Linked DNA regions of Homo sapiens: all the other regions are linked to region 1. The links are chromatin contacts, found by Hi-C or POLR2A ChIA-PET in ENCODE. All regions are on one chromosome and are shown on one strand. Each heading gives the region's core, a stretch centred on a gene start or an enhancer-like site at or near the end of the contact. The rest is flanking DNA. Distances are from core to core; before and after follow the strand shown. Region 1 has its middle 19 kb from the start of TRQ-CTG6-1. Region 2 holds the start of ZNF165 (zinc finger protein 165). Region 3 holds the start of ZNF391 (zinc finger protein 391).

Region 1 (2,700 bases), core at 143-2,642:
TCTGCCTGTGGATTTCATTTCTGCTTTTTAGTTTTTACTTCTTCTTTCTTTGGAGGCAGAAATCGGGCATAAGACAATATGAGGGGTGGTCTCCTCCCTCATTCGCTCACCTCATTAAAAGTGATGAGGCTGTCTTTGTCTTACAGATGAGAAGACTGAGGCATAAATCTGTGACCCTTCACCTGTATGTTTCAATTTCATGTCTATGTTTATCAGGATGCTTTTTTGTTTGTTTGTTTTTGCAGAGGGTGGGGAACAGGGTCTTGCTCTGTCACCTAGGCTGCAGTGCAGTGGCACGATCATAACTCACTATAACCTTGACCTCCTGGGCTTAAGTGATCCTCCTACCTCAGCCTCCCCAGTAACTAGGACTACAGGCCCACACCACCACACCTGGCTAATTTTTTTATTATTATTTTTTGTGGAGATGAGGTCTCGCTAGGCATGAGCCACGAGACCTATTCCTCGTTTTTGAAAGGTAAAGGATCCGACACTTTAGAAGAAAGGTAAAGGAGGAATTTTTAGAGAAACCAGTTCAAGAGAAGCTGTTAATGGTACTTACAGGAAACATAAGTGTTTGAACGACAAGGCTGGAAAAGAATTAATGCACCATGGGACAATTATCATAACGAGAGTGGTAAGGAGATGGAATGGAGAGTTGGGGGGAAGGAGAAATCAGCAGTTTCCCAGATCTGGAATTACAACAGGGCCCCAAGTTCCCATCCCACCATCAGGAAAGATACCTGGTGAGAACCTCAAATAGACCTGCTGATGTTTCTTCAACACTGCCTTGCACGTCCCTTTCCTCGTGTTCATGTGGGGACCTGCAGGTCATTAAACTACAAATCAGTCTTACCTGCTTCATGAGGAGCTTTTTCCCAAGAGACATTTAGCAAAGAGCTTGGGCGATATCCTTAGCGCTGTAGTGGTGGACAGAGCTTTCCTCCGAGCAGTCTCATGGGCAGAGCTTTCCTCCAAGCAGTCGGAGAGCTTTCCTAAGCTCCTAACAGCTCCTAAAGGAGCTGTTAAAATTAGCTACAAGGACAAGGAAGAGCTTGGGCTGATAAGACCCTAATAAACAGGATGAGGGCTAAGCTGTCTGAAACCGTCTGAGTCCAACGTGGCGCTGGATTTGACCCATGCCCTACCCAAGACCTAATTATATGCTAATTACCAAACGAAATTACACACCTTCAGAGAGCTTTCCTCTGACTGCTTGGAGGAAGCTCTGCCCACCACAAATGCAACGAGTAACCCTGGCACCCAGTTGCGTTTCCGCGGCTTGCTAAAGGCCTGCTCTCCAAGGCTGCCAGGCCTTGCTGAGTTTGCACAAAGAAACGCGGCCCGCGGTAGCAGGCGTCCGGCTTCCTGGGGCGCGCCGCCTGGTGGAGACTGCGGGGAAGGAGCCACAGGAGCTGGTAACTCGACAGCTGATTCTTGTTTGCTGAAAAGGTGCTTTGAAAAGTGACTCTCACGTTAGCCTTTGGTTGCTGCTCTTCTTACACATCACGAGTAAGGCCCTCCTCCCCTCAGCGAAGACTCTACAAATCAAGAGGCCAGGATGAGGTTGGTTAAGGATTGGTTAGTGTCTGCATGACGGGTATAGGCCAGGAGGGAGGCTGAAAATGCACTGCGGGTCTATGGTCATACCACTCTGAACGCGCCCGATCTCGTCTGAAAATGCACCGCGGGAGATTCACAACTGTCAATACGTGGGACAGGATTGTAGCCGGCAGGTTCGAACCTATGCAGACAGGCTTAATTATATTTTCATCACCTTAAGCATCCAGAGGCTGCACCACATTGTCAGCTAATCACTTCATGTTGTGTTGTCTTGCCGGTTGTATCTGTTTTAAAGCTAAGTAAATTTAGGGATGGGGGTTGTTGTGGACTGAACTGTGTCCATCAAAATTCCTGTGCCAAACCCCTAATCTCAACGTGACTGTATTTGGAGATAGGGCATTTAAGGAGGTAATTAAGGTTGAATGAGGTCAAAACGGTGAGACCCCAATCCAAAAGGATGGGAGGGGGGAGACGGAGGAAGGAGCCTACTCTAATGACCTCATTTTAATTTAATCACCCCTATAAAGACTCTGTCACCAAACATGTTCACATTCTGATATATTGGGGGTTAGAACTTCAACATACGAATTTATGGGGGGCAGGGCAGGGGTACACACAGTTTAGCCCATCACAAACGTATACACTTTAAGGATTGTTATATCTTCCTGAAGAATTGACCCTTTTATTATTATATAATGCCACTCTTTATTCCTGGTAATTTTCCTTGCTCTGAAGTCTACATTGTCTGAAATTAAAATTACTCCAAGCTTTCTTTTGACTAATGTTAGCATAATATGCCTTTTTCCATGCCCCATTACACTGTGGCTTGTGTTTCCCTAATCATGTAGCTGAAAGTCCCACAACCCAAGATCCCTCTCCAGGAATCAATGTGCAGTTCTGAAAGATATGCACGCCTCCCACTGTTCCTTCATAGTGAATGACCATAATAAACACCAGTGCAGCAGCCTAAGTTGTGTACCGTCAGGTCATCCACCTCCAGAGAAAAGAACCAAAGCCCTTAGTACATGGCACTGGCTGAGCTCCCATGCAAAAGCCACTTCCACTTTGCTAACCACACAAGTGAGCCAGCTTAAAAGTGGATTCCCCAGCTGACACCCTGTGGAGAAAAGACCAGCC
Region 2 (2,700 bases), core at 120-2,619, 310 kb before region 1:
ATGACATGTTATCTCAGCTGACAGTACTATCTCCAGGTGTTTTATCACTTCTCATCTATTTAAAACCGAGTCCCCCTAAAGCTGGTAGCTTTAAACTAATAAATATTGATTGAGCATCTAGTGCCTTATAATATTGTGTTAGGAGGACTTACAAAAATGGGTAAGCAGATGTGTGAAGAAACGCTAGGAGAACAGAGAGGAACGAGTAATTAATTATGATGAGAAAGTTGGAGGTTAAAGAGCAGGGCTCCTGATGGATGAACATGTCTTGGTGGGCATGTTGCGGGAGGGGAAGACGGGTGAGAGTTTTGTTGGTGGAGAGGGAGACAGTCAGGGGAAATCCGGTAGAGACCACAAAGCAGAACAGAGACTTCAAGGGGCATGCTGGTAAAGGCTCCCATAGTACCTTGTGTTTCTCAAGGGCAGGGGGTCAGTGTTGGTTTAACTGCATCCTCGGCACACAGGAAATACTATTTACCGTGTCAATAAATTTCAGGACAAGCGGGGTTGTCCCCAAGTGTCCTACAAAACGGCGGTTACTCTTCCCAAGGGAAGCAGGGGATTGGGGATGGTCCTCGCAGCAGTTTCTTTTCGCAGACAATGGCAGATCTGAGACATGTGGCACCCCTCCCCGTTCCACCTGGCTGGAATGGGCAACTCCTCTTACCAGTGACCCCAAATTCAGGATCAGTAGGACAGCCCCCACCCCACGCCACCAAGCCCTCAGCGCTCCACTATGACGTCACGCGCGGCGGCGGTAACTATGGAGACCGCCAAACCCTCACTAAATGCGTAAGCGCGCCTGCGTTCCCAACGCCGAAGCTGGTTCTACCTTTCTCCGGGATTCCTCTGAGGGCCAAGGTCTGGTCACCCAGAGGCTGCTAATTTCAAAGGCAATATGAGAGGGACTGGATGTTTGGAGGGGGACACGGGGCTGGACATCTGGATCCCCAAACCCGGACTCACCTCTCGGACAGGGCTGATTCCGATCGGACACTTCCGGTGGAAGGACTGAGCGGCGCTACACTTCAAGAATTCCGTCCACAGGGACTTGTGAGTCTGCGCAGAAGGCGGGATGCCTTTGGACTACAATTCCAAGAATCCTTCCTGGGTCTCTTCGGGCGCAGACTTTTCGCCAAAGTCCTGAAGATCTCAGGGCTTGAAGGAGGGGGCATCTTTTTTCTCCATTGTAGTAGTGTGTCTTGCTAAATAACAGAAGGGACTCCTGAAAAGAAAATGACGTTGGCCGGGCGCGGTGGCTCACGCCTGCAGTCCCAGCACTTTGGGAGGCCGAGACGGGCGGATCACGAGGTCAGGAGATCGAGACTATCCTGGTTTACGCGGTGACACCCTGTGTCTACTAAAAATACAAAAAAAAAAAAAAAAAAAAAAATTGCCGGGCGTGGTGGCACGCGCCTGTAGTTCCAGGTGCTCGGGAGGCTGAGGCAGGAGAATCGCTTGAACCCGGGAGGCGGAGCTTGCAGTGAGCCGAGACCGCGCCACTGCACTCCAGCTTGGGTGACAGAGTGAGACTCAGTCTCAGAAAAAGAAGAAGAAGAAAAAGATACACACTCGAGCACACATTTTCTCAGCAAAGCAATTTACTTCTATAGAAGGGTGCGTCTCACGGATGGAGCAATGGCGAGAGCACACCTGAACAAGGGAGGGGAAGGGGTTCTTATCCCTGACGCAGGTAGTCCCTAGTGCTGTGTCGTTCCCCTACTGGCTAGGGTTGGACCGCACAGTCTAAGTTAATTCCGATTGGCTATTTTAAAGAGAGCAGGGGTATGAGCCGGAGTGGTAGGGTGAGCAGTTTCAGTGGGAAGGACGGTTACGGAACAGGTGACTAAAGGTGACTCAGGTCAGAGCAGGTGACCAGGGGTGACTCAGGACGGAGCAGGTCACCAGGGGAACAGATGTGAACTACTGATTAGAACTGGTGGAAAAGGTTGTTTACTGAAACTAGAGGCAAGGAGACGAGGAAAATGAGGAAGTTAAAGTTTAAAATGGAGAACAAAGAATTGAACATACTGACATACTGATTCTTTGAAGAGAAATTTAGAACTCACTGTATTTAACAAGGAGTTCAAGGCCAGCCTGGCCAACATGGTGAAACCCCGTCTGTACTAAAAATATAAAAATTAGCTGGGTGTGGTGGTGGGCGCCTGTAGTCCCAGCTACTTGGGAGGCTAAGACAGAAGAATCGCTTGAACCCAGGAGGTGAAGGTTGCAGTGAGCTGAGATCACGCCACTGCACTCCAGCCTGGGCGACAGAGCAAGGATCCATCTCAAAAAAAAAAAAAAAAGTTTATTCGGGAATAGGAAATTGCAATAAGAATAGACGTGCCAGAGTAAACTATGTTTCTATTCAGGGAGGTAAAGGAAGACAAAGGTTTTTAAAGGAAGAATGGGGAGGATTATTTAATTGTTTTGAAATCATTATTCTTGACTACAAAGATCGGTAACGAGGATGACACCAGTCTGAGGTTAGACAAACAGTTGCTGGGCGGATGTCCTTGCAGAGGTATTTTTGGTGTAAGATGGGTTTTGCAGTCATATGTGATAGTTTTCTTATGAGGCATACAAGCCTGAGAAGTGTCTCTTCATAGCCCTCCCTGGCTCTATCTGTCAGATTATTGCTTTTGTTTTTATTTTTTAACACTAGTGGGCCGGGCGTGTTGGCTCACTTTTCTAATTCCC
Region 3 (2,700 bases), core at 46-2,545, 380 kb after region 1:
CCTCAGTTTAATCACAGAATAGAGAAAATCTTGTCCTACCAAAGGTGATCTTCAGGTAACAATGTTCCCAGATATTGGCTCAAAGCACAAACTCACACATAAAGCACAAACTCAATGATCCACAGTAACTGTCAATACACCCACAACAAATAATTAACAACTACTTTATTCAAGTACCAACCTTCATCATCAGAAACATAAACTAAGGACTGGCACTCAAGCAAGTACTTCTCTTTTTTGGGGGGGAGGGGCGCGGAGTTTCACTCTTGTTGCCTACGCTGGAGTGCAGTGGCGTGGTCTCTGCTCGCTCCAACCTCTGCCTCCCGGGTACAAGTGATTCTCCTGCCTCAGCCTCCCGAGTAGCAGGGATTACAGGCGCGCGCCACCACTCCCACCTAATTTTTGTATTTTTAGTAGAGAACGGGTTTCACCGTATTGGCCAGGCTGGTCTCGACCTCAGGTGATCCGCCCGCCTTGGCCTCCCAAAGTGCTGGGATTACAGGCGTGAGCCACTGCGCCCGGCCAAGCAAGTACTTCATCTCTGTGTGCCTCAATTTCCTTATCTGTAACATGGGCATAATAATAGTACATTACTTCATAGGGTTGATGCAAGGATTAAATGAGTTAATGCAGGTAAAAACTCTTGGAGCAGTGCCTGCACTCAGTAAGCACCTGGGAAACACCCCAGTACCGAAGACCTCCCTCGCCCAGCTAGAGGGGAAGCAGGGAGCAACCCTGCTCTTTTTCATCTCCCAGGGATACACCCGGGGAAAACCACTGGCTGTCACTGCCGCAGAGGGACTAGGCTGGCCCGCCAGTGAGACGAGCGCTGGGGGCTTCATGACCCCACGCCACGCGGCGTCCCAACCGTGGAGGTGCCTCCTGACCCGACCTGCAGCCAAACCACACGCGACCCTTTCGCCCGTTTCCTTCGAAGAACCCGTGTTTCCGCTTTCCAGAACCTCTAAGAGCACCCACCTTGGTCCCGGGGCCCTGTAAGCCTCACTCACCGGCCGCCTCCGGCCGAGTACCCCCGACACACCCCGGGCGGGTCCCGCACTTGGAGCGGAACCTGAGTGCGCTGGGCTTGGGGAAGTCGGAAGGATTAAAGAGAAACCCATGCGTCGAACCGCTGCTCCAACGCCCATCAGGTTCCCTAAGATCACAGGCACTCTTCCACTCAGACTGCTGCTGATCATGCTCTGCTCGGTATGCGGGACCAGTCATTGTCTGGGCAGTCGCCTGGACCTAAGTCTCCTGACGCGGACGACCAGTTGCAAAACAGAGACCACACTGAGACTGAGCAACGTATCAGCAGCGGTCGCAGCTCTGCGCTTGCGCCTGAGAGCCAGCTACAGCAGGGCTGTGCTGGGATTCACTTTCGTGGAAGGTTTTGCAAAGCCCCTCCCCTGGTATGCGAGAGGCTGAGAGGTTGGCGCTAGAGGCAAGAGGAAGGGGGTCTGCGAGAGGTGCCGAAGACCACCTTAATACACTGCAAAGTATAGCCTAGACCGGTGGTTCACAGAGTTTTAAATAGCGTACACAAATAAATCACCAAGTGAGCTTGTTAAAATACAGCTTCACAAGATTTACACTCCGAGATTGACTCGTTGGCCCGGAACATTGCATTTTCAAGGGGCACCCCAGATGATTCTGATGCAAGTGGTCTCTCCAGCCTGTCTGGAGAAACTGGCTCCGTTGCACAATCTAGTTGCTTAAATACTGTTAAATGCAAGACATGTCTCAAATTTCACCAAAAGAAAAAAATGAATAAAATCAGGACACTACCCTAATCTAGTAGATTTTTTAAAATTCCAGATAATTTTAATATAAGGTAATGAAGTTGCACAATGTGCCCTGGGAGTTCAGAGCAGGGGAAACTTATGGAACGAGGGACACTGGAGTGGTTTGACTAATGGAAGATTTAATGGAAAACATAAAGGAGGGCAACCTTACAAATAGTTGAGGAACTAGAAGAGTGGAAAGCATGTGCAAAACTGCAGGTCTGATACATGACAGCTGTGCACAAGTACCATAGAAACATCAAGTAAGTATAAAGCATGAGCCATGAAGTACAAAGGAGCAGGATCCAAATTATAAAGCTGGAAAGAATTAGATAAAGTCTAATTTTATCATTTCCTATTTTTAAAAATTAAAAACACTTTCAAACTGTGGTAAACTATGCACAACATTAAAGTTACCATTTTAAAGTCATACAGTAAAGTTTTTAGCGTATTCACAACAGCACCGTCACTATCTAATTCTAGAACATTTTCGTCATCCCTAAAGATGCCCATTGAGCAGTCTCTATTCCCTGCTCCCCACAGTCCCTGGTAACCTTTATTTTACACTATGTTTCTATGAATTTGCCTGTTCTAGATATGCCATATAAGTAAAATAATACAATATTTGTCTATTTATGTCTGGATTATTTTTAATTAGCATAAAGTTTTCAAGGTTCATTCATACTGCAGCATGTATCCTTCATGCCTTTTAATGGCTAAATAATATTCCTTCGTGTATATGTGTGTGTTTATACACAAACAGTGTATAAATATACATACATAATATTTTGTTTATCCATTAATCTCTTGTTGAACACTTGGGTGGTTCCTGCCTTTTGGCCATTGTGAATAATGCTGCTGTGAACATTGGTGTACAAGTATCTGAGTCACTGTTTTCAATTCTTTGGGTATACAC

The links. A loop is a pair of places that touch in the nucleus more often than their neighbours do. ChIA-PET counts read pairs that join two places held with the same protein, here RNA polymerase II (POLR2A). Pooled maps may share reads with other maps.
Region 2: a loop to region 1 is called in a map of naive thymus-derived CD4-positive, alpha-beta T cell, with 6 times the contacts of the local background. The contact joins the promoter of ZNF165 here to the enhancer-like site in region 1. A Hi-C loop is called at or near these places in 1 of 168 maps with a recorded cell type or tissue (naive thymus-derived CD4-positive, alpha-beta T cell) and 5 of 50 pooled maps. POLR2A ChIA-PET finds 5 or more read pairs at or near these places in 1 of 52 experiments (activated B cell).
Region 3: a pooled map shows a loop between it and region 1 (2.8-fold over the local background). The contact joins the promoter of ZNF391 here to the enhancer-like site in region 1. A Hi-C loop is called at or near these places in 1 of 168 maps with a recorded cell type or tissue (CD4-positive, alpha-beta T cell) and 1 of 50 pooled maps. POLR2A ChIA-PET finds 5 or more read pairs at or near these places in 3 of 52 experiments (HEK293, activated CD8-positive, alpha-beta memory T cell and activated T-cell).

What each region holds. Positions count from the first base shown.
Region 1 is chr6:27,771,308-27,774,007 of GRCh38, reverse strand. No RefSeq gene overlaps it. Among named protein-coding and RNA genes, the nearest start is that of TRQ-CTG6-1, 19 kb to the left of the region's middle. RefSeq lists an enhancer at 2,350-2,700. Within about 2 kb of position 1,392, at least 6 of the 41 ENCODE cell types and tissues checked have a DNase peak (open chromatin) inside an H3K27ac peak, as active enhancers do.
Region 2 is chr6:28,079,237-28,081,936 of GRCh38, reverse strand. ZNF165 (zinc finger protein 165) reads right to left here and starts at 1,369. Exons shown (of 4, transcript NM_001376491.1): 1 at 967-1,369. RefSeq lists enhancers at 924-1,043, 1,844-1,913.
Region 3 is chr6:27,387,354-27,390,053 of GRCh38, reverse strand. It overlaps ZNF391 (zinc finger protein 391), which reads right to left and starts at 1,295. Exons shown (of 3, transcript NM_001076781.3): 1 at 979-1,295.